2 separate regions of the Homo sapiens genome follow, and region 1 is linked to region 2. A link is an interaction called in ENCODE POLR2A ChIA-PET data of the cell type or tissue named here. Cell type or tissue: A673. All regions are shown on one strand. Each heading gives the region's core, and the rest is flanking DNA. Links, peaks and the distances in the headings are about the cores only.

What was found. ChIA-PET counts read pairs that join two places held together with the same protein. Peaks named below come from ENCODE experiments on the same cell type or tissue, not always from the same donor. Only the 100,000 strongest peaks of a DNase experiment are listed, where the experiment ranks them.
Region 1: POLR2A ChIA-PET joins it to region 2 with 5 read pairs; 2 of 35 experiments call an interaction of 5 or more read pairs at or near these places.

The regions. Positions count from the first base shown.
Region 1 is chr11:28,412,965-28,428,929 of GRCh38, forward strand. It overlaps a transcript of METTL15 not described here. Among named protein-coding and RNA genes, the nearest start is that of MIR8068, 57 kb to the right of the region's middle. In A673, for the core only: no CTCF peak of the experiment used is centred there; no DNase peak of the experiment used is centred there.
Region 2 is chr11:28,003,568-28,019,532 of GRCh38, forward strand. LOC124902655 (a long non-coding RNA gene) reads right to left here. Exons shown (of 2, transcript XR_007062636.1): 1 at 15,905-15,965. Among named protein-coding and RNA genes, the nearest start is that of MIR610, 45 kb to the right of the region's middle. In A673, for the core only: no CTCF peak of the experiment used is centred there; a DNase peak (open chromatin) is centred at 6,014.

The sequences.
Region 1 (15,965 bases), core at 5,432-10,431, 410 kb after region 2:
ATTATACTATCTATATATATCTATGTATCTATATGCATAAAATGTAATACATCCCATAATATCATTTGTAAACTTCAACTATACACAATAAAATTCATTAAAAGTTTTTTTAGAACAAATATGTTTTCCTTTTGAGACAAAAAAATACTACTAAATAAGTGGTTTTCCATCTTTGTCTCAAACTGGAATACCCATTTATACCCATTTAATACCATTTATATATGGGCTCAGTTAGCCATCATATCTATTTCATCAAAACAGATATTTAGTAGTTTTTATTCTTTACCTCTTAATTACCATTCTTACCTCCTCATTTAATTTTAGCTTCCCTGAAAATGATAGTATTCCTTCCCTAAATTTGTTTAAAATTCCTTTTTACAAACTAAACTTTTGGACTAAGATGTTTCATAAACTGATTTTGGAAAGACACATTTCCACTTAAAAAAAGATTTATATTCGTTTCCTGCGAGATATAATTTTTACAGGTAAAACAAAATAATGTATATGCAAATCTGCACAGTTTTTTCTCCACATAGAAAACACTCTTATTGAAATAAAAGGATGAAATGGGTCTCACGTTCTAATACTAATGACTTATGAATTGCTGAGCATTTGTACTGCCCCTTTTCTTCTGACTCTAGAAATGGTAATTTTCATGGAAGAGAAAGGGTTGGTCAGATGGATTGAAGGAATAGGAGGCAATGTCTCTTAGCTATTCTAATGAACATCTTAATGTGGCTCATACTAGACAATAAACCTACTGGCCTAATATCAGAATTTAAAATAGGCTAGTGACTATCAGTGCACTCACTACTCACTTAGACATTGTTTCAACTAGAGAGAAAAAATTTTAAAGAAAGATAGTCAAATCTCTGGATTCTTATTCTTTTCCGTGGTCCCTCTAATCTAGTCTTCTTGCTGTGGCAGATTTTCTAGAATTTATGTTCCGTATCATGTAGTGCAGAGTTTCTTAACATTCCTATTTGTGCACTAATAGTTATATGCATTGTTTCAAAGTCCAAGGCATTATATTATCCATCAGTCTAACCAAGAAAGTGGAAATGACTTTAAGACTTTTCAACACAGTGAATTTTATTCAGAGAAATTATTATACAGGTGATGAAGTTGGTGAGGATCAAAGAGGGAATGTTAAGGCAAACCAAAGTTAAACAGCAGCAACCACAGTTGTATGCTGGAAAGATAAAAAAATGTAGGCAGTGTTACTGCTCAGGAGCAGTGGTCACCTGATGGAACCTGGAGCTAAGACAAACTTGCCAAGCAATGAAAGCAAGGAGCAGGAAACATACAGGGGAAGCAACTTCTGAGAAGGTACTTCTTAATTCAAACAAGCAGAAAGAGAAATACCCTAACTTCTCTTTCCGAACCTGTTCAATCTCCTGCCAGTGCCTCCCTCTGTTAAAACTCAATTAGAAGACAGCTTATCTGGGATGCTGGGAAATATAGACTGCAGGGCTCCGTTCTTCCCCCAGCCTATGATAGATAGAGACCTAATCTGAAGAGGGGCAAGGAATAGAGCCAACACACCCAAGCTCCCAGCCACAGCATCTATGGCAATATTAATTGTTTCAAAGTTTAAAGCATTTTCTCAGAGGTTCTATGTAGTTTCAACTATTTGATGCCATGTTTCAATGGTTCTACAATGTCAATTTTTTGTTTAGTCGTTTATTTTTTGTTTTTGAGAACTTCACAGAACTATTTGGTGAGGAAAATAGGAAACTAGACAAATCTTTTGAAAATAGAAATTATCTAATGCAGTTCTTGCTGATATCATCATAGATACTTAGGCATTTAATTGAAAGATGCCATCAAAATGACTTTTGAAGTGTTTACTTTTCCAAGATTATAAGCCACAGAAAGCTTATCTTCCTGCTAGCATAGACTGCTATTGTAGTAGATTCTTAATCCGAAAAATATGATGAAAAGAAAATACATTGTGTTGTGAAAGCTATTTGAAGCTTGCATTGCTGTAGGACTAACTGTAGAAGATTCCTTAAGATTCAGAAAATCAAGAAAACCCAACAGGAACTTAAATGCTTGAATCCTTATCTCTACTATTGTGGATCATGTCATTGGGCACTCCAGAAAATTAATATGTTTTGAAGTGGATGAAATATATGATTAAATCCCAGAGTAGGGTGAGTATGACATAATAATGCTTGACAAGTTCTTGAAGACTTTAAATAGCAAGCAAGGGAGAAATGGTTTTCTGTAGTATATAGAGTTAGAACTTGCAGTGCCAAAATGGAATTGGCGAATGGAAACATCTGAATGACTTTCTAGAAATATTTTCTAATGGAGTCATAGTTAGGACAGTAGATTTGGTTATCTAGGGGGAAGTAGCTAGAGCAGTTTTTGAAGAAAATAAAAGAAAAGGTATCTGAGAACACACCACAGGGAATATAGCTATGAATCCAGCTATTATTAGCTATTTTCTTAGTTCCAGCATTAGAAATGGAAATATTACATTTGCACAGTGCTTTTCAATGAAGAATATGTATACACATTATCTTATTCAATCATCAGGTGAGAAAATAGTTTCAGAGAGGTCAAAAATGACTTGTTCAAAGTGGCACAACTGGTGAGTGTTAGAGCTAGGTCTCCAACCCATGCTCTCATTCAACCTTCAGTACTCTTTCTACTACAGTACAGAGCCTTGGGAATGGGAAGAGTCACTCACAACAAATAGAAGCTATAGTTGATACTGGAAGAGTTGATTTGATGAAGTCTACATCAATTCCTTGAGCTGATATAGACTTAGGTATAAGAAAAGGATAATAGCATCTCCTTCTAAACATCTAGGGAGCTGTAGTAGCCAGGATTCTTGATGTTAGAAAATAGAATCCATGTTAGGTAGCTTAGGCAGAAAGGGGTTTATTATAGGATACAAGGTAGCTTACAGAATTTACAGGAGGGAGAAAGAACTAAGCAGTCTTACTTGTAAAATTTGTGGGGCCTGAGATAAAAGTACAAGTAGAGACACACATAACATATGTCTAAATACTTAAAAGTTAAATCTAATCTTCAAATCGTTAAATAAAATATTTACTATTCTCCTTTGAGAAATGTACCTCTGAAATTACCTGGAAAGTCCAGATTGACTTTACAATAGACTTCTCTGGGTTTCTCACCCAAGCGTAGTACCTTGGGGAAAGCATAGCCTCAGCTCCCAACCCATGTTCCCGGCCCTTCTCTGCCCATCTCTGGCTTCATTCTGTGCTGCAAGCACCTTGTGTGCCTGTGTGTGCAGACTATAGCCCACGTGTTCAAGCTCTATCTATACCCCTGGCAACAAGTTGCCCTGTGGTCACTGTCAGATCTAAAGGTGCCCACACTGGTGGAGTGGGACACTCTGAGAAAAATGGTCCCAGGGAAGAGATCCACACAGACCCTGGAAGCAAGCTCAGGGCCATTTGGGTAAAGAATATGGGTCCATGTTTCCTGGGGCACCATCTGGGGCTAGAGCTCCAATTAAGTATGTCCCCTTAGTCTCACATACTCCTCACTCCATGTAAAGGTTCTGAAGTCAGTGAGAAACCTCTAACATGTTGGGTCCAGAACAGGAGCCTCTCTTGCCTGTATCTAAGAGTGAAACCAGGTATAGGTGAATTGCCCATTCAGAAATAATTCAGCCCAGTAAATTGCCCAAACACCATAAGGGACTTGTTAAAAATAAATCTGGCTTCCACAGATACTTTGCTCTTTTGTAGCTCTGATACCAGAGACTGGACTGTCAAACTTTGCTCCCAGCTGCCTCAGGAGAAACAAATTCTTCTGACCCTGTGTTTGCCAGGAGTTCCAATCTCTTCCTGCAAGGCCACCATCTCTTGATGGAACCTAAAACAGGGTAGAAACTTAGCTGAAAATGCAGTTTGGTCTTTACAGTTTCTATTACTTAGGAAGACAAATTAGATGTAGATTGAAATGTGTGACCACAGGAAACCCAAACCTCTGTAACATCTTTGGAAAGAATCATTTATTGAGATAAAAATAGAAACAACTTGGATACTACTGCTTTACCTCCCCACCCATGCCTTCTGTAATAAAACCACCACTGTGGATTTATTAATCACAGCTATTTGGAGAACTCTGTTGTAAATGATTCTGAGGCTATGTCTGGCCTTAGTGAGAAAAAGCACTTTCTTGATTTTTTATATCTTCCATGGTTATGGGAGAGAACAGGGGTGTTGTACATGCCATCTCTGGAGGCAGGACTATGTCTTAGACTTATGTAAAAGGCATAAAAAGCATTCCATCCAGCAGAATTCTTATCTCAAGTTTGCTCTGATTTTGGTGACCCTGATTTTTCCATTGTTAGTATTTGCAAAAAGAATAATGCAAAATAAAATATCACTTATGGTAGTATTTGCTCCATATTTTAAGTCCCAATCTATTGTCTTTGTCTTCCAGGTTCAATAGTTCAGTAATATTGGATGGCAATTATTTGATTTCTTGAGAATCTGGCTCAAGGGACTCGAAGATAAATCAAATCACAAAAAGCTCAGATTGTTAGATTAGAATAATGTCTTCTTAAGTGGTCGGCTGAAATATGATTTAAACTTTGTCAATGCACATGCTAACATATGTTACATATGATTGGCAGTAGGCAGTAGCATAGATAAGTCTGGAGTCATATGTTTGAGGTTGGAGTGGCAGTGTGTAATTTTTCTTGGAGGGGGTGGCAGATTTATCTACCTAATTTTGTTAAACTTAGGATAGTATTAGCATAATGCCTTTGTGTTTCCTGAGTGTGACTCCCTGGCCACTGAGGGGCAGGTGGCTGAGGATTAAAATTGGAACATGACCAATGTACAGTCAAATGTCAACTATCTATCTGGAACATTAAGGAAATGAGTTGTTCTGGTTACAAAGTTCATATGTATAAAAATAGGTTCATCTAAACTATTTTTGGTGAACATCTTTGAAAATATATATATACTTCCCTGCTTTATTAAATAGAACATTCTAATTTGATCTTATCTTGATGACTCAATCATAAATTATTCTAACAGGCTTTAATAGAGCCTATTGAGTGCAGGGCTCTGTGTTTGAACCTGTGGGGGATCCGGTTTGGAGTTCTGGTATCAAGTTTTCAGAGTTTTTCTGTCCTCTTCATCAACTCTCAGGCTGCCAGCTGTCAGTCTTTGATACTGCCAGCTGTCACTCTTTGATACTGCCAGTGTATGTCTCTCTGATGACCTGCTGCCTCTGGGATTCCTTGAACTGGGAAACCAGACAATCACGCTCGTTAAACTTGTGCCTAAAATACAAGCAAATTGACTCCAACTGTTACCTCCAGGAGCGTTCTTGTGAGAAAGGTCCACGAGCTTTATTATAGCACCTTTGCCTGATCAGTGGCCCATTTTACTTTCTTTCTTTATGTCTCAGTAAAATGGGATTGCTGGATTACTGAGTTTCATGTAGGTGAAGTGCTTCTTTTCAGTGGGTCTATTTTGAAGATGGATGATAGAATATTGACTAGAGGTTGGATGCCATAGTTAGATGGGGCTAATGAAAAACCTAGCCAGAGACAGAGCATGATGGCTCAATAGAAGCCTCTGCCGATCGTCCTCTCTGCAGGAACACCAAATTTAACAACTGTCTATACAAAATAGCCCTTCATAAACGCTAAAAATCAGATGAGCAATCACAGTACCTGGTTTTAGCTTTATGTTGCTGAAAGAGGCATTGAAAGGGGTAGAAAAGACAGTTTTGAATTGTCAACACCACCCCTCCCCCATCCTTCTGCAGTGGCTACATGGTTCAGAGAGATAATCTGTGGCAATTAGGGCAGGCAAAGTGCAGTGAATGTGGGACTTTGCATTGGAACTCAGTGCTGCCAACATCACGCAGAACTCAACCAAGACTTATGGAAAGAACATTTCGACCAGCCCTAGCCAGAGGGAAATCACCCATCCCAGTGGTCAGAACTTAAGTTTCATCAAGCCTTGCCACTGTGGGCTAAAGTGTTCTGGGGGGTTCTAAATAAACTTGAAAGGCAGTTTAGGCCCAAAAGGACTGCAACTCCCCAGCAAGTCCTAGTGCTGTGCTTTGCCAATGGACTTGGGGGAGCATGCGACCTAGTGAGACACCAGCCAAGGTAGCTAAAGAACTGCTTGTATCACCTGCTGATTGTAGAGCCCTAGAGCCTTGAGTGAACATAGGCAATAGCCAAGTAGTGATTACAGCAAGTGTTGGGCAATACCCAGTGCTATGCCAGTTTCAGGTCTGACCCAGTGCAGTCCCAGTGGTGGTGACCATAGGAGTGGTCACCTGTGTGACCTCTCCCCCAGCTCCAGGCAGCTCAGCATAGAGAGGAAGAGAGAGAGACTGTTTGGGAAAAAGTAAGGGAAGAGAGCAAGAGTCTCTGCCTGGTAATCTATAAAATTCTTCCAGATTTTGTCCAAGACCACCAAGGAGGTATCTCTACACGTCTACAACAACCACAGTGCTACTGAGCATATGGTGCCCCCTAATACAGATATGGCTGCAGTGACCAAAAACATAGATCACAACACCCAAGTACCTTTGAATACCTGGAAAGCCTTCCCAAGAAGGACAGATACAAACAAGTCCAGACTGTGAAGACTACCATAAATACACAACTCTTCAATGCCCAGATACTGACAAACATCCCCAAGCATCAATATCATCCAGGAAAACATGACCTTACCAAATGAACTAAATAAGGTGTGAGAGGCCAATCCTGGACAGACAGAGATATGTGAATTTTCAGACAGATAATTCAAAATAGCTATGTTGAGGAAACTCAAAGAAACCCCAGATAACACAGAGAAGGAATTCAGAATATTATCAGATAAATTTAACAAAGAAATTGAAATAATTAAAAGGAATCAAGCAGAAATTCTCAAATTTAAAATGCAATTGACATATTGAAGAATGTATCAAAGTCTCCTAATAGTAGAATTGATCAAACAGAAGAGAGAATTAGTGAGCATGAAGACAGGCTATTCAAAAATACACAGTCAGAAGAGACAAGGAAAAAAGAATAAAAGAGAATGAAGACCGTCTACAAGATCTAGAAAATATAGCCCAAAAGGGATAAATCTAAGAGTTATTGGCCTTAAAGAAAAGACAGAGAAAGAGACAAAGTTAGAAAGTTTATTTAAAGAGATACTAACAGAGACCTTTCCAAACCTAGAGAAATATATCAATATTCAAGTACAAGAAAGTTAAAATATATACGCACCAACACTGGAACACCCAGATATATAAAACAAATACCATTAGAGCTAAAGAGAGAGCTATACTCCCAATACAGTAATAACTACACAATTCATCACCCTACTTTCAGCACTGGACAGATCTTCCAGACAGAAAATCAACAAAGAAACATTGGACTTAATCTGCATTGTAGATCAAATGATCTAATAGTTATTTACAGAACATTTTATCCAATGACTGTAGAATACACATTCTTTCCCTTAACAAATGGATCATTCTCAAGGATGGACCTTATGTTAGTCCACAAAACAAGTCTTAAAACATTCAAAAATGTTAAAATAATATTAAGTATCTTCTCTGACCACAATGGAATAAAACTAGCAATCAATAATGAGGAATTCTGGAAACTGTACAAATACATGGATATTAAATGATATGCTCCTGAATAACTGGTAGGTCAATGAAGAGATTAATAAGAAAACTGAAAATTTATTTGAAACAAATCATAATGGAAACACAACATTCCAAAAACTATGGGATAGAGCAAAAGCAGTACTAACAGTGAAGTTTATAGCTATAAGTGCCTACATCAAAAAAGACGAAAAACTTCCAATAAACAACCCAGCAATGCATCCTAAAGAACTAGGAAAGCAAGAGCAAACCAAATCCAAAGTTAGTAGAAGAAATTACAAAGATCCGAGCAGAAATAAATGAAATTGAAATGAAGAAACAATAGAAAAGATAAACTAAAAGTTGTTTTTTTTAAAAAGATAAACAAAATTGACAACCTTTTAGCCAGATTAGCTAAGAAACAAAGAGAGAAGACCCCAAAAAAGTCAGAGATGAAATGGGAGACATTCAACCTATACTGCAAAAACTCAAATTAATAGTCAAATTAGAGACTACTTGAGCAACTATATGTGAATAAATTGGGAAACCTAGAAGAAATGAATAAAATTTCTAGATACACACAGCCTACCAAGATTGAACCATGAAGAAATCCAACACCGGAACAGAGCAATAGCAAGTAATAAGATCAAGACCATAATAAAAAACATCTCCCAGCAGAAAAAAGCCTAGGTCTTGGCGGATTCACTGCTGAATTTTACCGAACATTTAAAGAAGAACTAATATCAATCCTACTCAAACTATTATGAAAAATAGAGGTGGAAGTAATACTTCCAAACTCATTCTATGAGGCCAGTATTACCCTGCTACCAAAACAAAAGACACACCAAAAAAAGAAAACTATAGTTCAATATCTCTGATGCATATTAATACAAAAATCGTCAACAGTATACAAGCAAACTGAATTCAGCAACACTTTGAAAAGATCATTCATCATGACCAAGTGGGATTTATCCCAGAGATGCAAAAATCATTCAACATATGCAAATGTATCAGTGTCATATGGCATATCAACAGAATGGAGGACAAAATCCATATGATCATTTCAATTGATGTGAAAAAGCAGTTGAAAAAATTTAACATCTGCATGATAAAAACCCTAAAAAATGACATAGATGTAATAAAAACCGTATATGACAGACTCACAACTAGTATCACAACAAATGGGAAAAAAACAGAAACCCTTTCCTCCAAGATCTTGAACATGACAAGGATGCCACCTTCACTACTGTTATTCAACATAGTACTGTAAGTCCTAGCTAGATCAATCAGACAAGAGAAAGAAATAAAGGGCATCCAAATTGGAAAGGAATAAGTCCAGTTATCCTTTTATGCTAATGATATGATCTTATATTTGGAATACCGTATAGACCCAACCAAAAAACTACTATTACTAATAAACACATTCAGTAAAGTTGCAGGATACAAAATCAGCATACAAAAATCAGTAGCATTTTTATATGCCAACAGCAAACAATCTGGAAAAGAAATCAAGAAAGTAATTCCATTTACAATAGCTATATATAAAATTAAATAACTAGGAATTCATTTAACAAAAGAAGTAAAATATTTCTACAATGAAAACTATAAAACATTGATAAAAGAAATGGAAGGGGATACAAAAAATGGAAGCTATTACATGTTTATGGATTGGAAGAATCAATATTGTTAAAATGTCCATACTACCCAAAGCAATATATAGATTTAATGCAATCTCTATCAAAATACCAATGACATTCTTCACAGAAATAGAAAAAAACAATCCTAAAATTTATGTGGAACTACAAAAGACCCAGATATCCAAAACTATACTGAGCAAAAAGAACAATACTGGAGGAGTTATGTTGCTTCACTTCAAATTACACTACAGAGCTATAGTAACAAAAACAGCATGGTGCTGGCATAAACACAGACACATAGACCAAAGAAATGAACAGAATAGAGAACTCAGAAACAAATCTGTACATATATCTACAGTGAACTGATTTTCCACAAAGGTGCCAAGAACATACACTGGGAAAAGGACAGTCTGTGTAATACATGATGCTGTGAAAACTGGATATTTATATGCAGAAGAATCAAATTAAACCTCTATCCCTTGCCATATACAAAAATAAAATCAAAAGGGATTAAAAACTTAAATCTAAGACCACAAACTATGAAACTGCTAATAGAAAACATTGGAGAAACTCTTCAGAACCTTGACTAGGCAAGGATTTCTTGAGTAATACCCCACAAGGACAGGCAACCAAAGCAAAAATGGACAAATGGGATCATATCAAGCTAAAATGTTTCTTCATAGCAAAGGAAACAATCAACAAAGTAAAGAAAACAGCCCATAGAATGGGAGAAAATGTTTGCAACTACCCATCTAACAAGGGGTTAAAAAATGGAGTATATAAGGAGCTCAAACAAATTTTATAGGGGAAAAAAAACAATAATCCAATTTTTAAAATGGGCAGAAGATATGAATAGACATTTCTTAAAAGAAGACATACAAATGGCAAACAGGTATATAAAAATGTTCAACATCACTTATCAGAGAAACACAAATCAAAATGATAATGACATCTCAATTCATCTCAGTTAAAATAACTTTTATCCAAAACACAGTCACTAACAAATGCTTTCAAGGATGTAGAGAAAAGAGAACCCTTATACACTGTTGTTGAAATGTAAATTAGTACAACCACTATGGAGAACATTTTGGAAGTTCCTCAAAGAACTAAAAACAGAGCTATCATGTGATCCATCAATCCCAATGCTAGGTAGATACCCCCCCAAAAAAAGAAAATCAATGTATTGAATGAAGAGATACCTGGACCCCTATGTTTATTGCAACACTACTCACAATAGCCAAGATTTGGAAACAACCTAAGTGTCCATCAACAGACAAATGAATAAAGAAAATATAGTATATTTACACAATGGAGTATTATTCAACCATAAAAAATAATGAGACCCTATCATTTGCAACAACATGGATAGACTGGAGGTTATTATGTTAAGTGAAATAATCCAAGAATAGAAAGACAAACTTCACATTTTCTCACTTATTTTGGGAAGCTAAGAATTAAAACAATTGAACTGATGGAGATAGAGAGTAGAAGGATGGTTACCATAGGCTGGGAAGGGTAGCAGGGGAATGGAGAGTAGTAGGGATAGTTAAAGGGGCCAAAAAAATAGTTGGAAAGAATGAGTAAGACCTAGTATTTGATAGCACAACAGGATGACTGTAATTAATAATTTAACTGTACATTTTAATATAACTAAAAGTATAATTGAATTGTTTGTAACACAAAAGATAAATGTGTGAGGTGATGGATACCTCATGCACTCTGATGTGATTATTACACATGCATGCTTATATCAAAATATCCCATATACCCCATAAACATATACTCCTATTATGTACTCATAAAACTTTTTTTTAAAAAACCCCAAAGAAACAAACAAAAAACTTCCATAAAACCTAGCCATATGCTTTGCATTTTTAGAGCCCTTTATACTGTTCAATATGTTCTCCCTACTGACATCTGCATTTGTCATTTTCGTATGATGTTAATGTTCCATCATTTTTATAGACATAATGACTGAAAAATTTTCTTAAACTAGTCTTGCTAATAAGTAAAAATATCTTAACTTCATCTTACAGAAAACTAAAAATGTCTAGCATGTTGCTTGTTTTCTTTTTTCCTGAACATTTGCCCTTTCTGTTTCTAGGCTGCACATGTTCTTCGGAAAAAGATCTAAAAGCATCACCTTTTGCTTTGTCTGCTGGTGCTTAAGGTGAGTCACTATTATAGGCCCCTCTCTCCCACTTAGTTTTCTGCATGGAGGATAACCTGAGGTAAAAGGGTAGAGAAGGCAGATACATATGACAAAGACAGGTAGGAGGGAAGCAAAGAGGGGCATCGGTTCAATGCAACAATTAGAGTTGTCTACACATAATCCCTTCAGAAAAGCATTAGCATGGGCTCTTCAAAGCTGTTTGGTTCTTGTCAGTTACAGAACTTTTATATTCTATGAGTAACTGGATTGTTAAAACATGTGTGATGGTGAAGAAGGTGACCCCTGCCAACCTGTGCTTTAAATGGGCTTGTTTAGTGTTGGGAGAGAGCCATTAGGCCACACACAGAAGAAATGTGCCCTCTTTCAATTCTTCCACCAAGAGATGTGGAAGGTATGATTTATCACATAAGGCCAAGACTTTTTGCATGGCTGGTATGACACCAGACATTCCAGACTTCCTCTGTGTCCCTTTTTCTCTTCATTGAGCTTCAACCTGTGGTACCACTACAGGGATGTGGGAAAAGCAGAAAACGTATGTTTACAGCTACTGTAATAGCAGTGGTTGGTTGTAGAAGACTTGTTGAAACTATAGCAAGTTCCTTGCTGGGATGGGAGCATGAGTCTATACAGAGCATGGAAATAACCCACTGTTAAGTGAAAACCATTCATAGTTTTTATAAGATCATTTTCCTGCTGGTAGACTTGGCCTCTGGTGATATCTTCTGGGCTCTAGTTCCTATCAGAAGACTGAGAGGCAGATGGGCTGTAGGAACAATAAAACCTACTTAAATCTGTTTCATGAAGTAGAAAGAGCAAGAATTGGTTTTCTGTCCATCAATCCATCCCTCCATCTATTCACCCATCCATCTATTCATTCTTTCCACACAGAAGTCAAAGTAATGTTTCCAAAATATGCATCTGGTCATATTACTGCCTTCTTTAAATCCTTTCCTAGTTTTGCCCTCAAGGTGAAGTCCAGACTCCTGAATGTCACCTCCTTGGCCCTGCATAATCATAATCAGGCCTCTGTCCACTTCTCTAGTGACATCTCTTGTTTGATTTCTCACATCGTTTTATATACTCTAAACTTCTGTCATGCAGGGTATCCCTCAGTAACTTGAAAGAATTATGCTCCTTTTTGTCTTTGGAGCTTTGAACAAGTTGTTCTTTCCCCTTCCTCTCCATCCTTTGCTTTTATGACCTCTAATCGTTCATCACTTCACCTAAGCGGCCTCACCTTCAGGGAATATTTGGTTCCCGTACTAAGTGCTCTCATAGCACCCGCTAGCCTCCTATCAGAGCGTTGTAGTAAGTATTTCTACCTTTAATGCATCGTATATGCATTGCACTTTAAGCTCCTTAAAGGCATAGATGGTACCTGTATATATTTTTTGTTGTTGAGACACTAATAGCTAGCACAGAGTCTGCCACATAAGACTTCAGCAAATATTTTTTGTATAAAATTGTATGACCAAGATTGGCAATATAGCTTTAAGATTGGGTTTTGTTGACAAACTATTTGAATCTGTATTCCAGCTTCACTATTTGCACAATGCATGACTTTGGGCAATTTATTTATTTTTTAAAATTTTAAGTTCAGGGGTACATGTGCAGGTTGTCCAGGTTTGTTACATAGGTAATGTGTGCCATGGTGGTTTGCTGCACAGTTCATCCCATCACCTAGGTATTCAGCCCAACATTAGCTATTCTTCCTAATGCTCTTCCTCCTCCCCACCCACACTCTGACAGGCCTCCAGTGTGTGTTGTTCCCCCTCATATTTCCATGTGTTCTCATAGTTCACCTCCCACTTATAAGTGAGAACATGCGGTATTTGGTTTTCTGTCCCTGTGTTAATTTGCTGAGGATAATGGCTTCCAGCTCCATCCATGTCCCTGCAAAGGACATGATCTCGTTCCTTCTTATGGTTACATAGTATTGTATATGTGCCACATTTTCTTCATCCAGTCTATCATTGATGGGTGTTTAGTTTGATTCCATATCTTTGCTATTGTGAATAGTGCTGCATGTGTCTTTATAATAGAATGATTTATATTCCTTTCAGTATATACCCAGGAATGGGATTGCTGGGTCGAATGGTATTTCTGCCTCTGTCTTTGAGGAATCTCCACACTGTCTTCCACAATGGTTGAACTAGTTTACATTCCCACTAAAAGTGTAAAAGCATTATTTTTTCTCTGTAACCTTGCCAGCATCTGTTTTTTTTTTTTTTTTTTTTTTGACTTTTTAGTAATAGCCATTCTGACTGGTGTGAGATGGTATCTCATTGTGGTTTTGATTTGCATTTCTCTAATGATCAGTGCTGTTGAGCTTTTTTTCATATGTTTATTGGCTGAATGTATGTCCTCTTTTGAGAAGTGTCTGTTCATGTCCTTTGCCCACTTTTTAATGGTGTTGTTTATTTTTTTTTTCTTGTAAATGTGTTTAAGTTCCTTGTAGATGCTGGATATTAGACCTTTGTCAGATGGATAGATTGCAAAAATTTTTTCTCATTCTGTAGGTTGACAGTTCACTCTGATGATAGGTTTTTTTTCTGTGTAGAAGCTCTTTAATTAGATCCCATTTGTGAATTTTTGCTTTTGTTGCAATTGCTTTCGATGTTTTCGTCATGAAGTCTTTGCCCATGCCTATGTCCTGAATGGTATTGCCTAGATTTTCTTCCAGGGCTTTTATAGTTTCCAGTTTTACCTTTAAGTCTTTAATCCATCTTGAATTGATTTTTGTATGTTGTGTAAGGAAGTAGTCCGCTTTCAATTTTCTTCATTTGGCCAGCCAGTTCTCCAAGCACCATTTATTAAATAGGGAATTATTTCCCCATTGTTTGTTTTTGTCAGGTTGTCAAAGATCAGATGGTTGTAGGTCTGTGGTCTTATTTCTGGGTTCTCTATTCTGTTCCCTTGGTCTATGTGTCTATTCTTGAACCAGTACCATACTGTTTTGATTACTGTAGCCTTGTAGTATAGTTTGAAATCAGGTAGTGTGATGCCTCCAGCTTTGTTCTTTTTGTTTAGGATTGTCTTGGCTCTCTGGGCTTTTTTTGGTTCCATATGAATATTAAAATAGTTTTTTCCAATTCTGTGAATAATGTCAACGGTAGTTTAATGGGAATAGCATTGAATCTACAAATTACTTTGGGCAATATGGCCATTGTCACCATATTGATTCTTCTTATCCATGAGCATGGAATGTTTTTCCATTTGTTTGTGTCCTCTCTGACTTCTTTGAGCAGTGGTTTGTAGTTCTTCTTGAAGAGGTCCTTCACTTCCCTTGTTAGCTGTATTCCTAGGTATTTTATTCTTTTTGTGGCAATTGGGAATGGGAGTTCATTCATGATTTGGCTGTCAGCTTGCCTGTTGTTGGTGTATAGGAATGCTAGCGATTTTCGCACACTGATTTTGTATCCTGAGACTTTGCTGAAGTAGCTTATTGGCTTAAGAAGCTTTTGGGCTGAGAGGATGGGATCATGTCATTTGCAAACAAAGATAGTTTGACTTCCTGTCTTTCTATTAGAATACCTTTATTTCTTTCTCTTGCCTGATTGCCCTGGCCAGAACTTCCAATACTACGTTGAACAGGAGTGATGAGAGAGAGCATCCTTGTTTTGTGCTGGTTTTCCAGATTTGGGGCAATTTATTTCATGTGCTTGGGCCTTGACTTTCTTTCTATTAAGTAGGAATAATAGTACAATAATTAAATGCTTAATGACAGGGATACATTTCTATAAATGTGTCATTAGGTAATTTTGTACAAACGTTGTAGAGTGTACTTACACAAACCTAGATAGTATAGCCTACTACACACTCAGGCTATATAGTATAGCCTATTGCTCCTAAGCTATAAACCTATATAGCAGGTTACTGTACTGAATACTGTAAGCAATTATAACACAATGGTAAGTATGTGTGTGTCTACACATAGGTAGACATAGAAAAGGTACAGTAAAAATATGATATTATGGTCTTTTGGGACCACTGCCATATGTGGTCTATTGTCGACCAAAATGTTATTTAGTGCATAATTGTATATACAATCCTAGGATGTGGTTAAATGAGATAACTCATGCCAAGCACTTAGACTAGTGTCTAGCACATATAATACACTTAGTTCTATGTGGTTATAATTAAGTGTCTTCTACATGCAGAGCTCTAGATGTAAACCCATGGTGGAATTTAAAAATATGTAATCTACAGTTATTTCAGGGACTGGCTTAATTTCTGTAAACCTCATAAATGGCTCCCTGAGACAAGCTGGCTACTAACACTAACATGGACTCTGGGAGGCACTTTGCTCTATATCTGACATAGGGGCTCAAGACCATCATTCTGACTGCTCATATGGCACATAATCCTCGACCTAGTCCAACATCTCCAAATTCCTGAGCTTAAGTAACTTCTAGAGTTTCTGTCTTGTTCTCTCCTATCTTTATTTCTTTCCCAGGACTCTGGTACTTCTGGAGCCTGCATCTGTCACTGGCAGATCCCCTTCCTATAACCTGATACCTGGCATCCTATTCCTAAAGCCCAGGCCCTGCTGGAGCCATGCT
Region 2 (15,965 bases), core at 4,069-9,068:
AAACTATACAGTCATCAACCCAAATGGCTTTTTGTTCACATGACTTGAGTAAATCTTTAAAAAGCTGGTTTTTATATTGTTGGTAAAATAAAAATAAATGTCTTCAAAATAGCATACATTTTTGCCTGGGTTTACTCATCAGACAATTATATATTTGTCTCTTTTTAGGTGTCAAGGTTTGATACAAAGGTTATAAAACTATAAATTTAGTCTAACACTAAATGATCTTTGATTGTATAATTATTTGATGACTAAGGCTAATGTAATATTGTTGGTTTTTAACAAGAACAGGTATATCTTCTGAGTTACCAGAAAATATCCATATATTTTTTACTTAGGTGAACACCTGATATTCACAGGGTATAAAAATGGTTAAGAGGAAAATAACTTGAAATGTTGACTTTGTCTAATATCTTAGGTTTCATAAGTAATCTAGTTATAATACTTAAAAATAAAGTAGGTAAATGTAAATGCAGTAAATATTTATAAATAAACTTTTCATGTAGTTTAAAATCTTAAATTATGTTATGTTTTATTAAGTGATAGATTAAATATCTGGGTAATTTCCAAATAAGATAAAAACTAAAATATATTACTGATAATAACATGTTTGTTCTTTACTTCTTAAAATTTTATAAAAAAACTAAATATATCATATTATTTGGTGTATTTATACATATAACAATTATGTTATGAGGAAACAGATTTCTAAAACGTGTAAAATGGTTTTCATCTATCAGATACTGATATGTGACAGTTCAAAATTGCTTGCTAAAAATTAAGGTTACTGAGAGTTATAACTAATTATTATATATATAATTCTGTATATAAAGAGCACCAAAAATGAGATATTTTTACTGACAGAAAAATTATAAGAAAGGCATAAAAATGTAGTCTTCATTGAGAAAAAATAATTTCATCTAATTCAGAGGTTATCTAAAGGTTGTTTAAAAATATAGATTTATGAAGGAAATAAATAAAGGTTGAAAGGAAAAAATAGGAGAAAAATATGTGAAGAAAGTTATAGGCATGAAAATGTATTTTTGGTAAGGAAGGTTAAAAAAAGAAATAATTTTGAATGAGAAAGAATCTTGTGTGATAAATTTTTGTCCTTAAGTAAATGACTGATTATTTAAGAAAGAGGAAGACAGGACAAACAGAGTCTAAACATGTTGTCAAAGGTTTGAGCAAGTCATAATAAGGTTCATGAAGGATACTGTGGATAAAATGGATTTTGTGTGGGACCAAGTTGACTATAATTAGCACTCGTAACCTTGGACACACTCTTCCTGTGTCTGATTAAATTCAAGTATCTTTTTCATCAGTTTTGACTTCTGGTTTATCTAAATAGGCTTCCCAAAAGAAGGAGCAATCACATAAAAGTTTTTTTTTTCTTTTTAACTTTTCTTGGTAACTGGACTAAAAAATAACTTACGTTTTATCAGGATAATTTCCTGAGTTATATCTATTAGGTTTTTGATTACTTAGAAATAGTGAACTTTGAAAGGCTCAAGGTTTCTACATCCATGTACCTTTCTGTACTGCTTTTGAAGTCTTTCAATTATTATTCTGGTTAAATTAATGACTATTATTTCATAGTGACATGTACTCTCACTTTAGTCAAACATTTTGAATGTTTTGATGTCTTTGACAGCCTTCCCCAGGATAAACATTCTAAATTAAGTATTTTTGACCAAGGATTAACTTTGAGATTATCCACTTGGGCTCCTGTAGAGCATCAAATAATATATCTCTCATCTTGTAGACATATTAAATTATTAGGCTTATTTGGTAAATTGTATGGGAAGCATTGTCAAATGGTAAGTGATGCTGAATCTTTTTTCAGTTACATTTATGGGTATGTCCTAAAATTATATAAAACTTTCAGTAATCAACTATGTCATCAGTCTTATTCTGGATATGATGTTTTATGCCACAAAAAAATAATTTTTTTGGTCAATTACTGATTATAATGAATTTACATCAGATTTTCAACCATGGCTATCCTAAATTTTTGTCATCTATAGTTATTGCTTTAAATTCTTCTCTAAAGGCATTCACAATCAAATTCCCGGAAGAGACTCTGAAAAGTATTCTAAAATACAGTTTTCTACTAACTTTAAGATCAGTGGACTAAATTAAGTTTTTTCAAAACTCTAATGAAGAAACTGATGGGTTCATAAAACTTCTAATCATGCTCAAGCAGAATAAAAAATAATTACATGAGAGTGAATAACTGATAATGTTTTATGTCATTTAATTGAAACATTATTGGTCTTTACTTAAACACTTTGTTTCTCATATTATGAAAAGTATACTTTTTAAAATAAAGATAGAAACATTTGATTTATATGCCTACTTGATTACTCTAAAATTTGAAAACTACTCCTGTGTATTCCTAGGTCAATATGGTTATTTGTATGTCTAATAATAATCTGCTCTCTCTTTATGGTAGGATACAACTGGTTATATTACCAAGGCTTTGCATAAAATATTATATTTGAGTATGTGTATAGAATACCTGGCTTCAAGGGTTCCCAGCCTTACAGTGAGTAAAAAAAAATTGTCACTTCTGTGTAGGCTCAGGAACTTTAAGAATGTAGCTAAAATTTAAAATCTGCCTTAGTTTGGCTTCCTAACCTCAAAAAGTTTTAAAATCTGAGATTCCTATGTGATCTATATATAGAGAAAAAGTTATGTTTTTAAAGAAAAGCTATAATACACCTGTTATTAGACTGCAACTCTATATATTGTTTTCAAGTGTTTTTATCTGCATATAAACGAGACTAGATCCTTAATCCTTCTATATTCCTCCAATAACACTTTTTTCATGAAGTTACTCAAAATGGAAACTGCTCTGTTCGTAAAGCCCTGCAAGCTAATACTAGATGAATTTTAAGGAACAAGTGTTGTGTCTGATGTATGGGCCACATAAAAAGTTCACCAAACTGTCTGATGTCATACCATAGATATTTAAACTACAAGTCAGGATGAGAAATTGATGTTTTCATGCTGTAGACAACTTTTTCCAAGACACTAAAACAAGACTATATATTGTAATAAAACTCTTACCCTTCTCAATGTCTACCTTTTCTACTTGGCAGGGTAACAGGCGTTTGATTTGTTCAATTGGTTGCCTTTAAGCAGAGGTTTTTGGCTCAAAAACATTATGCAAACTGAGATTGACATATTACTGTTAATTTTACTTTGTATTTTCCCTTTTTAGACTTTATATTTGTTACTAGTTAAATTTCTGCAGAAGTACAACCCTTAACAAAATAATGCTGGGCCAGCACTTTGAAATTGATAGCAAAAGACAATGAAACAGATAAAATTGAACTTATTAATGGACTCTAGGTAGACTTAGCCTCAGGACTACTCCCTTCAAAACTTTCATATTGCTCAAATGTGGCTAAAAGGGTTTTGAAACTAAATCCAAGCTATCAATCACTCCCTCCGATGTGGGACTAGACTAACAAACTGCGATAGGTCCATCCTGGCCCCAGGGGACAATAAAAACCTAACTACAGATGATTGATCAGTGATGCTTTTGAAGAACGATACTGATCAAAAGACGGAAATGTGAACATTGTCAGATCAAAATGGAATCACTTGTGTTAAAAAAAAAATCCTGACAAATAGAGCCAGGAAGGTTATAAAGTAAGGGTTTTTATGCATAAATGCTTGATAACCAAACTATCACCAAATACTGCCAAAACTGCAAACTTGCACAAAGGCCATCAAAATCTATTTTTTAATACTTCAGTGAGGACATTTGCCCAACAACTGCATATCTAATTTCTGACTAGCATCACCCTTCTTATTGCTCCTTGTAGTCAAGGATAATTATCTCAAAACAATCATACAATTCTCTTCAATTGTTTTTAAACTTTGTCTTCATCTACCTCCTTGAATATATACATAGTTTATTATAGCACACATACTCCCATTGCAATGCTGTTTCTGAATGTGTATAATTTTCCTTTAGAGATCTTTTGTTAGTTATTTAGATTGAAGATGTAAACATAATTAAAGTGTTTCTCTGAGTCCTATAAGTCTTGATAGCAAAGTACCAAACCCAAAGAGGGGTCTTGGGAACCTCAATTTGTAGCCACGTTGGACAGATGTATGGGTAACCTGGGGACCTTTACTTGCAATTGGTATATGAAGTGGGAAGTAGTCTTGTGGGACTAAGCCCTTAACCCGTGGGATGTGCACTAACCTCAGGTAGTCAATGTGATAACTGAATTGCAGGATACTCAGTTGGTGCCCAGAGAGTTGGAGAATTGGTTAGTAAGAGCAAAACATCCACACATATGGTGTCAGAGTGAAGTTTTGAGAATGTAGTGAAGTGTTGAGTATTTAGAATAGAGATAAACAAGGAGTTCTCCTTGGAGAGGAGAAAATAGAGTTTCCTTTAAAGGGCCAAAATCAAAAAGGCTTTAAATAAAAAAACTTCTTTAAAACTGTTAAATCCCAATTAAAATGACCAGAACACCCAATTCCTCTATTCTAATTGAGATTATTCAGGCCAATTAGAGCTAATAGTAATTCCATGCAATTCTCATTCATAAAAATATTAATAAAACCTTTAATTTACATATAAAGTATGATTATTTTTTCTTTCTTTTATGGGCTTACTACAAAACCTAAACTTTTAAATATATTGACAGGGTAAATTTACACAGGACTAATAAAAGCTGTCTACTGGATGTGTTACGTGAGTTTTAATTTAGCAAAGGAAAGAAATTCTTTACTTTTAGCTAAAAATACTATCTAAACAATTACAGTTATAACTCCAGGTGATTATTTCATAATGTTGACATTACATTAAAGTCCAATATGTTAAGATGTGATTTTTAAAAATTTTGACAAAAGTTATAATTTAAAACAAAACAAAACAACTCAATGTTTAGGCCTACAATGACAGCCTTGCCAAGAATGGTAGAAACGCATATCCCTCTACCCACACGAAGGGGAAATAGCATATACCTCTCAAATTATATGACTCACTCCCTACCTGAGAGATATAGAACATATGACCTAGGCCAATCTGGAGGAGTTAGAACATATTTTAAAAGATAATTATAAGAAATAAGTCACTTTTAAAATTACTGTGGAAACAAGATAAATTCACCATGCTATTTGTACAGCATTCGAGTTGTTTTCCCCTAGATTAAGCAATTTGCTTCTCTCTGGCAAATGCCATGTGAACCATATTAGGGTCTCCCATTGCATTTCTTGAACACAGGCAAATATAGGACCAGGTACTGTGTTAGGTGCTGGCGTATAAGGGTAAACAAATGCAACGTGATCCTGGATTTCATAGACCCTATTAGTCTTGTTGCCATGAACATCACACAACAAAAATGCAATGGAATATGACATTGCTTGTTTATTCTTTATAAGGGAAATACTTTCTTTATGGTTTTTCACATCCTAAGTAGAGATAGGTTCACTCTCAAGAAATGCAAGCTTACCTATAAATAAGTCAATGGTTTCTGCCCAACATTTATGGTTATATAAACCTATTGGACTATTGGTTCTGATTTTAGTTAAGTAAAATAAACATAGATGACATTTCCAAACTCTTTGTATGTGAGTTAATTTTATAATACAAAATATAAGTTTTCAAAGTCTGTGATTGTCTCATGAATATTTACAATGGGTGTTTTCCTACTCAGCTTTTTGTTTTCTTCTAAGGTACAGGTAGTTTCATCTTTGCATCAATGATTTCATTTGAAATTTTTACCATTATGAATATTTCTTAATGTACAACTGTGGAGAGGCTAATTGACCCTTTCAAAAATAGACATGTTTTCATATAAAAGGTCCATTTTGCTACAGATGGGTAACTAAAGCAGCAACTGGCTTCAGCATTGTAATAGTCTGAAGACTTAATTATTCAGGAACAGGTTTTCTCTCTTTCCCCAACCTAACACTTTTCTTTCTAATGCCACTTACAATTGAAAAATATTTTAAATCCAAGCCACTAACATTGCTGAGTCATGCTAAGTTGTGCAATATTATGTTACATTCCATCTGGCATTAGTTAATATGATAGGATGTAGAATATTTAATTTTCATTTAAATATGTGTTTTAGGTGTAGATATGTTTCAAGATGCTTCCTATAATTCAGAATTTATCTTGCAAATGTCTTTTACAGATAGCCCTTATTATGGCCACTAAGACTAAACATAAATAACATTCATTGTATTAAATGTGCTTTTCCTATCCGAATGTTACAAATTATTGGCATTCAATTGAAGAACTTGTTAAGTATATAAAATTTTGTACCCGCTAGTATCTGGAATATGCCATGAAGCAAGTTCTGTTTACAGACAAAGTCTGTAAGATATCCAAATACCACTGTGATATGTTTACAGTTTATAAAAGAATTAAATATCAAGTCCTTTTGGGTGTGCAAAAAATGAGCATTAAATGAATTGAAGGAAGAAACTAGAAAATTTTAATATCTGGCACATGTGAAATGAATGAATAAATGCATTCATCTCTTCCTCACAGCTTATTTTTGGTTGCTAAGGGACCCTCTAATGGTCATTAAGGTCATGACAGGGGATTAGTTTACTTTTATAAATGGATTTCATCTGGAAATGTCATTTCTTTGCAATCGACTATATCATCTTGGGTCTATGAGCAATGATGCTAAATTACAGACAGATGGAGAATTTTGAAAAGAGTTCCAACTAATTCTGACAGCCATCACTTCCCACCCTCCTTGGTTAAAAATTAACTTCCAATAGTGGGAAAAAGATGATGAAACCTACCCAATATCTACAAAAGATGTTAAATATCATGAATTTTTATCCACAATTTCTTTTTTTTGGGAGGCAGAATGAGTCGATCTGAAGGGAGATATGAAGATTACTAAATAAAATCAAATTTCTTTATATAATATTGCCTGCCAAATTAAACTTATAAGCATGAGGAAGCAGCCTCTACAGAAAAATAATTATTATAGGAGTCAAAACGTATTGTGTTAGTTACCAAGAAGTGCTAAAGTTCACCTGTACAGTTTATTTAGTTCAATTAGTTCTCAAGGCTTGTCCTTTAAATCTTCACATGAAAGGAAAGACAGCAATGGAACATTTCTTCAAGATCATCAAAGTACTTGAAGCATTTAAGGGAGTATGTTTGGCTGGCTGGGTACTACAAAGAGCCAATTAGGATTGTTCACTGCTTTAAAACAGACAAGATAACCAAAAGGGAAGACTCTCTCATTATAGGCTTTGAAAGCAATATTTAGGATCATGGACTTTTAGCCTTTAGCAGTGTAAGCACCAAATTGCTTGAATGATTTATTCTCCAGAGGGCAAGTATAAGGGGGCCTTTATCAAATTAATGGCCAATACATGTATTTAGTGGAGTTAAACACTGATATTTAAAAAGTCCATGTGAAGGATGGCCAAGATACATAGGCTTGTGTTGCTGTAATTACCAATAGATGGCCTATCTTTTCCTACCATGTATATCTCTTTTTGATACCTTCCCTTTCCTCCTGGCTTTGCTGCTCATGTGCCAATGATGGCCAGGCAGGGAAATGCAAGCCTTACTGATACCAATTTTTGGCTTTTTTTTCAATTAAATAAAAAAAAAGCTTATTAGGAAAGGAGGGAAGATTGGTTATAAGGGAAAATTGGTAGATTTTTATAAGATACATGAGTAAAAAACAGTAATGTAAAAAATGTATGTTATAGTAGTGTAAAAATGTAAAAATATGGTAGCATTAATTGCTATAATAAAGATAGTTTGGGCTAGGATGAAAACTTGAGGACAGGTACTTAGTTGAAGGAGTCAGTGGAATTGAATAATGTAGTTATGGATCATCTGTGCATAGGAAATAATTTAATTGAGAAACTCAGAAAATAATGTTCTAATTTTGAGATATACCTATCTATATCTATATCTATCAAGGAGGAGGGGCAGGCGAGGGAGTGAATATGAACAGATTAGACTTCAAGCCATCATCACCCTGATATATAATATATAAATAATGTGATATATGTATATCACATTTATATATATATATTTACTTTTTGTACTCTATTGTGTATACATATATATTGTAAGTCCTTGTCCTTTACACATTCCATAAACAATGAAATACAAAAAGCCATAAAATAATAAAATTCTTACAAAAGCCATAAAAAATAATGAAATTATGTCTTTTGTAGCAACATGGATAAAACTGTAGGCCATTATCTTAAGTGAAACAACTCAGAAACAGGAAGTCAAATACTGCAAGTTCTTCCTTATAAGTGGGAGCTAAATAACGTGTACACATGGGTATAGAGTGAGAAAGGATAAATAATGAAGACTCAGAGGGTGGAATGGGGGAGAGGAATGAGGGGTGAAAAATTACTTAATGGGCACAGTGTACATTATTTGGGTGATGGTTACGCTAAAAGCCCAGACATTACTATTGCACAATATGTTTATGTAACAAAACTATAGTTGTGCCCCTTAAATTTATACAAATAAAAAAATTTAAATGTGGCATATCTTTGAAAGGTCATATAGTATATATAAGCGTTTTATGTTGGGAGTTTTGGGAAAAACGAATCTCTCACATCTCTTTTCTGGATTCAAAACCAACTGAGAAATAGACATAAATAAGATCTGGGATGGGCGTACTAACAAAATAAAGGGTTTTCTGCTACTTCTTCCCCAAGTTTAGATCTTGGTTCTTATCAAGCCAGCCCCATGAAGAAACATGACCTAACCAATGTGCTTTGAACACAAATGAGCAAAAATGGAAATGCTAAGAGAAGGACAGTGGGGCTCTTGGCTTGTGTACCTACCGTGGCTATTTACTGTATGGAAGTAAAAACTGGGAGAACAAAGGCCACGAGAAGGCAAAAAGAGATTTGAGAAAATGGAGCAAGAGGGTTGGCTACACATGAAATAGAGTAGTAATGCTCTATACTTTAACTCAACCCAATAGAGGAATGTGGAACGATGGATGATGGTATTTTACAATCCCAGATTATACAAATCATTTCTTTTTGGGAAGAGTGAATAAGAAAGTAAAGAAAGAAGATTCTCTATTTCTTCTCAGAGAAAGAGAGGAAATGTTACTTTCTATTTCATGGGTAAATGAAAGAATATATAAAGATGAAGAAAATTTTTATTCCTTACACTGCTTTGTCATTTTTCTGCTTGAATTATTTAAAACTTTTGGTTGCAATGGACAGAAAATAAAAGTGGCTCAAAACACAAGACTTGTACATGAATGTTTATAGCAATTTAATTTGTAATAGCCCCAAAATGGAAACAATCAAAATGTCCTAGAGTAGGTAAATGGTTAAGCAAATTGTGGTACATTCGCACCATAGAATATTGTTAAGCAATAAAATGGAATGAACTACTGATATATGCATCAACTTGGATGAATCTAAAGGACATTAAGGTGATTGAAAAATAAAGCCAATCTCAAAGGGTCATATACTATATTATTCCATTTATATAACATTCTCAAAATGACAACATTATAGAGATGGAGAACAGATTAGTGATTGCCAAAGGCAAGAATGGATAGGAAGGAGAAGTTTGTGGTGATGGAATAATTCTGCGTCTCACTTTTGGTGGTGGTTACATGAATATACACACATAATGAAATGGCATAGAATGATTCACACGTATTGCACTAATGTCAATTTCCTGGATTTGATATTATACTACAGTTACTTAAGAACAATTGGGAAAAACTAGGTAAAGCGTGCACAGGACATCTCTGTACTATTTTTGCAACTTTGTTTGAATCTATAATTATCTTAGCATAGAGTTAAAAATTTGGCTCAAGTGAAAAAGGGAATTACTTGGTTTATGGAATTTGGCAGTGCAGGGGTTGAATCTAGGTAGCCTCACGCAAACCTGGATTCAGGAGCTCACACAATGTCATCTGGAGCTTTTTCTCTTTTTCCTTTTCTAGGTTCTGCTCACTTTTCTGTGTTGACTTAATTCTGTAGACAGCTTTCTCCATGAAGCTGCGGAAGACGCCAGAGATTAAGGCTTACATGATTCTTATACCTTGTAACCTGGGACAAAAAGTCTCTTACAATCTTAGTGGATCAGTCCTCTTGGAACCAATCACTGTTGTCAGGAAGACCTTTGATGATTATTACACTGATGGGCCTTAATGTGCTGGGGAAAAACAGGTGTGTTTACATGTGCGTGAGTGGAGTGTGTGTCTACATGTGTGTGCGCACACAGAGATAGCTCCACTGGGACCTCACTGAGGAAAGGAGTGGTTTCCCAAAGAAGTGAGATGTTTTAATCAAATTCAGGTTAAGTGGACCTGGCAAAATAGCAGATGTCTACTATACCACTCAAATATCAAAGTGTAGATATGAACAAATACTTGATACTTTAACTTGTAAAACATTTAAATATTACTATAACAAATAATGTTTACAGGTTTAAATGTTACTTACTTTTGGAAAGAAAAGGCTAGAAAGACTGAACAAAATTTAGTAATTAACCAAAAGCCTAAAAGAAACATAGTTCCAGGATGAGTGGCAAAATGAATCTCAACATTGCATTGTAAGTGAAGATGTTAACAAAAAATCAGAAATTCACCATACTCTTTAAATTATATAGAAAACTAAGGTTTTATATGTAAAATAATTAGTAGTTGAAACAGGTTAAAGTTTTAGAAAAAAAGTACAGGCTCTCTAACATTGATCTAATAATTAAAAATACCCACGTATGCATTCAAACTTAGAAAATACCTTTATATAGGCCCAAAGCCCACTGTGGTGATTATTAAGCTCAGTGGTAGATGGGGACATTTTACTGAGTTGGGGTCATTTTAGGTAATACTCTGTAGCACAAGATGGTAAAGAGGTTGTTGGTTGCCAGGGATGTACATTGAGTGAGAAGATTCTCTTCAAAGTGTAGGAGCAGAGCTAACTGAAGACTAATAAAATAGTTTGATCTTTCAGACTTAATTTGGGTAGATTAATATTTTTAACTTGATATGAAGAATTCAGGGGAACAGAGCACTTGGGAAAAAACATTTTGAAGTAGCATTTTGTATTGATTAAGAACTGTGGTAGAAGTTAAGAATCTACATTAACAATTGTTATTGGGAAGAACAGGAGGGGTTAAAAATTTTTAAAAAGACTTACAATGATTCTGAAATAACCACACTGAAGGAGATAATGGGAAAGGGATGTGTGCCAAGGGTGTTGATATTAGAAAGGATTTTCAGCATTTCATATTTGAGAAGTGGCTTGCAGAGGGGAAGATTATTCTGCAGGGATGAGAAATAAGGCTGAAGACACAGTATTTGTGTCCAAGGTCCTGATCATAGAACTATTTTCCTCTCATGTCTCTACTCTTCTTAATTATACAGGTACCTTTCACCTTCCATCTAGTTAAAAGTATAAGAATGCATATATATATATTTAAATTATGACTTCTGAAAAAAATTGTCTTATATCTCACTTGGGCACACACATACAGATATTCCTCTACTTTTAATGGGGTTATGTCCTGATAAACCCATCGTAAATTCAAAGTCTCATTAAGTTGAACTGTGTGGCTGACTGGGAGCTACGGCTTGCTGCTGCTGCCCAGCATTGTGAGAGAAACCGTACAACTATTCTGTTTTTCACTTTTAGTACAGTGTTAAATACATTACATGAGATATTCAGTACTTTCTTATAAAATAGCCTTTGTGTCAGATGATTTTGCTCAACTGTAGGCTAATATAAGTATTCTGAGCATATTTAAGGTAGGCTGGGTTAAGCTATGTTTGGTAAGTTAGATACATTAAATGCATTTTTGACTCACAAGATTTTCAGCTTATTATGTGTTTATCAGGACATAACCTGAGGAGCATCTGTATGTACATATAAATGACAGAAATACTTCAGAACTAAACTTCCCCAAAAGGTCTTAACTTGAGGGACTAATCCCCATAGTGGCTGTTATGTAGAATTTGCCATTTGCAAGGATTGAGTGATTTGTCAAGATGATGTTCATTCAGATAAGTATGGACTATCTATCAATTACTACTCTTTGGGGGAAGTCATAGGAGGCGACAAGCTTAGTGCTCTGCATATACATTTCAAAAACAATTGCCCTGTACTAATTCCTGAAACGTATGTTTATATTTTGTCTTAATGTCCCAGTTGTGCCTTTAGACTTTGAATATGGAGTCTTAACACAAAAAAATTGAGGATGTAAACGAGTGATTTTGTAACATATCTTACCTTGAGTGGTTAACAACTTATGAGTAAGTTGTGAATACGCAAAAAGCAATATATGTGTGAAATTTTGATTGTAAAGAAACAACATCCTTGAAAAATCAGTCCATAGGATTTGTGAATGCCTTCAGTGATACTAATGACTTTTCCACATGTACAAATCACAATACTTTATTTTTGTTTAATTTTTTTTTATTTTCTGAGATGGAATCTCGCTCTGTTGCCCAGGCTGGAGTACAGTGGCTCAATCTCCGCTCACTGCAACCTCCGCCTCCTAGGTACAAGCGATTCTCCTGCCTTAGCCTCCCAAGTAGCTGGGATTACAGGTGCCTGCCACCATGCCTGGCTAATTTTTATATTTTTAGTAGAGACGAGGTTTCACCATGTTGGCCAGGCTGGTCTTGAACTCCTGACCTAAAGTGATCCATCTGCTTTGGCCTCCCAAAGTGCTGGGATTACAGGTGTGAGCCATTGTGCCCAGCCCATTTTTGTTTTTAATATAAACAAGGTGAGTTAGATATAATTTGTTTATAATTATAAAATGCACTGAATCAATCCCAAATCTGGATATAATTTACTGAACTTCACCCACAAATTAAAGCTAATTACCAGTCACAAGTGAACAGGTGACTCAAATTTGTTTTGTGTAGGAGAGATGCTTTTTGTATAGCCATCCATATGCAGTGTTAGCCACACTGTAGATAGAGGTATTTTATATCAACTTTAGTTCAAAAATCCCAATTCTGCTACTGTACAGCTGTGGAATTTTTGGCAAATTACTTAATTTTCCAAGCATCTTCTCCTTTTTCAATTAGAAAACTAAATATGTTATCTAGACATCATCATCTGAAATCCTCATGGGTAGTTGTTTTATAATTCAGTATTTTCTTTTTGTTTTAGAAATGCAATACAGTGCATATACTGTATTTATACATAACACCCTCACCCTGGTGGGGTCTGGGCTAATACTCTATAACTGAATGTTAACATTTCTGCAGCAAAGCCTCTGAATGTTTATACTAAGTAGGGTAAATACAATTAATAGACTCATATTAGCAGAAGTCAGGTTTTACAGACAAAAATTATACAAAACCTGATTTTCAAAATCTGTGGAGTTTTGGAATTGAATAAGAAGTTGTAGATCTGTAACATTTACTTTTTTAAAAAATGTACTTAATTGATAAATAAAACTTATACATATTTATCATGTTCAACATGAAATGTAACATCTACTTTAAAAGCTTGTTTGAGGAATAAGTGAAAAATGCATTTAAAACATTTATCATATGATAAGAGCTCAAAAAAGTATGACTATTATTACGTGTTCATTAACAAATGTGGACTGAGGGCCCCTTTACAAATAAAGGGACACTTTATAAGGCTTGTGGTTGGAAGTTGTTCTCAGAGTAAGGTCAGATTATCCTATCTGATTCCAGAATTTGCAACTTCATTAACATCAAAGCTCTTGTTGAGCAGTTACTGTAGATATTTCCAAGTTATTTAAATATGAGTCAAAGCATAATATAAAACAAAATGCAGTTGTTATAAATATGAATCCCTCTTCGGTTTAACAATTATATATACATATGCACGTGTATATATGTATAGTCAGTTCTGCTATATATATATATACAGCATGTATATGTATATAGCATGTTTTCTGTAGTAGATGCTTGTATATGTATACACGTATACATATAAATGTAGTTTTGTATATGTATACATGTACACATATAAATGTACAGTTTTGCTGTATATATGTGTGTGTATAAATATATATACTATATATATATATATATAGTCAGTTCTGCTGTAACTATTTTGAAAGTACAGATTTGCTCCTATGGCATTGGTACATTAGGGAACCATTTGGGCCTAATGTGAGTTTTGTACCTGGATACACAAGCTTTCATCTGGATGAAACATTAGGTGAACAGAAAGCTCCACTCAGTGGTATCAAGCTACATCAGAATATTCAAAATGAATATACCTCATGACAGTGGGCCACAGCCATCCACATCTGGCATTATAAATTCCTGTCTGAATTCAGATCACCCTCCTTCCATCATTTCCTAGTAACTCACAAGCTACAATCCTTCCACATCAACTTCCAAGCAAACTTTCCTTCTCAAGGCAAAGTGCCATATTTGTCATAGTACTCATACATTTCTTAACCAGTTAACGTGTAAAATTAGGCCACTGTTTTTATTAGGTTCCTATCTTTCTTTTAATGTGTCAGTGACTAACCTTTTGAGTGTTGTGCTACTAACCCCATTTTTCCCATAAACCTTGTGGTTTCATTGCACAACTTTGCACAGCATTTTGTGTTTTATGAACACATATGCCATGTTATAGCAGTGCTGTCGTTTATGACACTTGGTGTGTTCTGTGGAACATGCTTAACACATCATAATGTAGAAATAACAGTGACTACTCCAAAGTATTCTCAGAAATGCTGAACAGTGTAGCTCAAAAGAGACCATTATCTACGTTTCTCTCGATATATTTACTATATAAAAATTATCATAGCAGTATTATGAAATTCACACTTAAAAATTTTACAAATATGTCCATGATGGTTTTAAATGTGAATAAAAATGAAAAGTGCAAAACAATATAACAAGTATGATCCTATTTTCATAAAAAAATCCAAGAATATAGGTATATTGAAATATATATAATAAATATATTGTTTTATATATAAATATATATATTTGTTATATATAAATATATATATTATTTGTTTTATATAAATATATAATAAATATATTATTTGTTTTATATAAATATATATAATAAGTATATTATTTGTTTTATATATATATATAAAAAACAAAAGTAAATGTCTAGTCATGGTACCTAAACTATTAGGTTGGTGCAAAAGCAATTGCGGTTTTTGCCATTGAAAGTAATGGCAAAAACCGCAATTACTTTTGCACCAACCTAATATTAACAGTGGTTACACGTGGGAATGATATTAGTAGGCAGTGAGGAGGAAGCACATTTACTTCGTACTGTTCTGTATCATTTTTTAGAACAACACTTTTTTTAAAAATAAAAATTAGTTATTTTAGTTAAAATAGATCTATGATGTTACCAACACAAAGATAAAGGTTTGAGGTGATGGATATGCTAAAATCCTGACTTGATCATTACACATTGTATACATATATCAACATATCACATTGTACCCCATATATGTACAATTATTATGTGCCAATTAAAAGTACATATATTAATTTTTTAAGAAAGAATTAAAAATTAAACTGTGGTGTTAGAAGTTAGGATAGCTGTTACCACTGAGGGAGGTGATGACTGGGAGAAGGTGTAAGAGAGTCTTCCGAGGTACAGATAATTTTCTATTTCATCATTTGAGTGCTGGTTATGTGGGCATGTTCACTTTGAAAATTCACTGTTACATATTCACTTATGAGTGATCTACTTTTTACATAAGGCTCACTTAAAAATGTTTTCACAGTGACTTATCAAATAGCATTCTTGTTTTAGTTTAAATTCACATAGTTAATAGCTGTCTTTTCCCATTCATTATGGTTTATTACCCCAACTTCCCCTTAATATAGTTATATGACAAAAGTCCCTTTTATTAATTTTTATAGAAGTCCAAATCTCTACCTGATAAAAATGGTATATAAGAAAATCGTGCTCATACCTTTTAGTATGAGGAGGACCATGAGGTCTAGTCACTTATTAATCATGGTAGCCACTCGTCA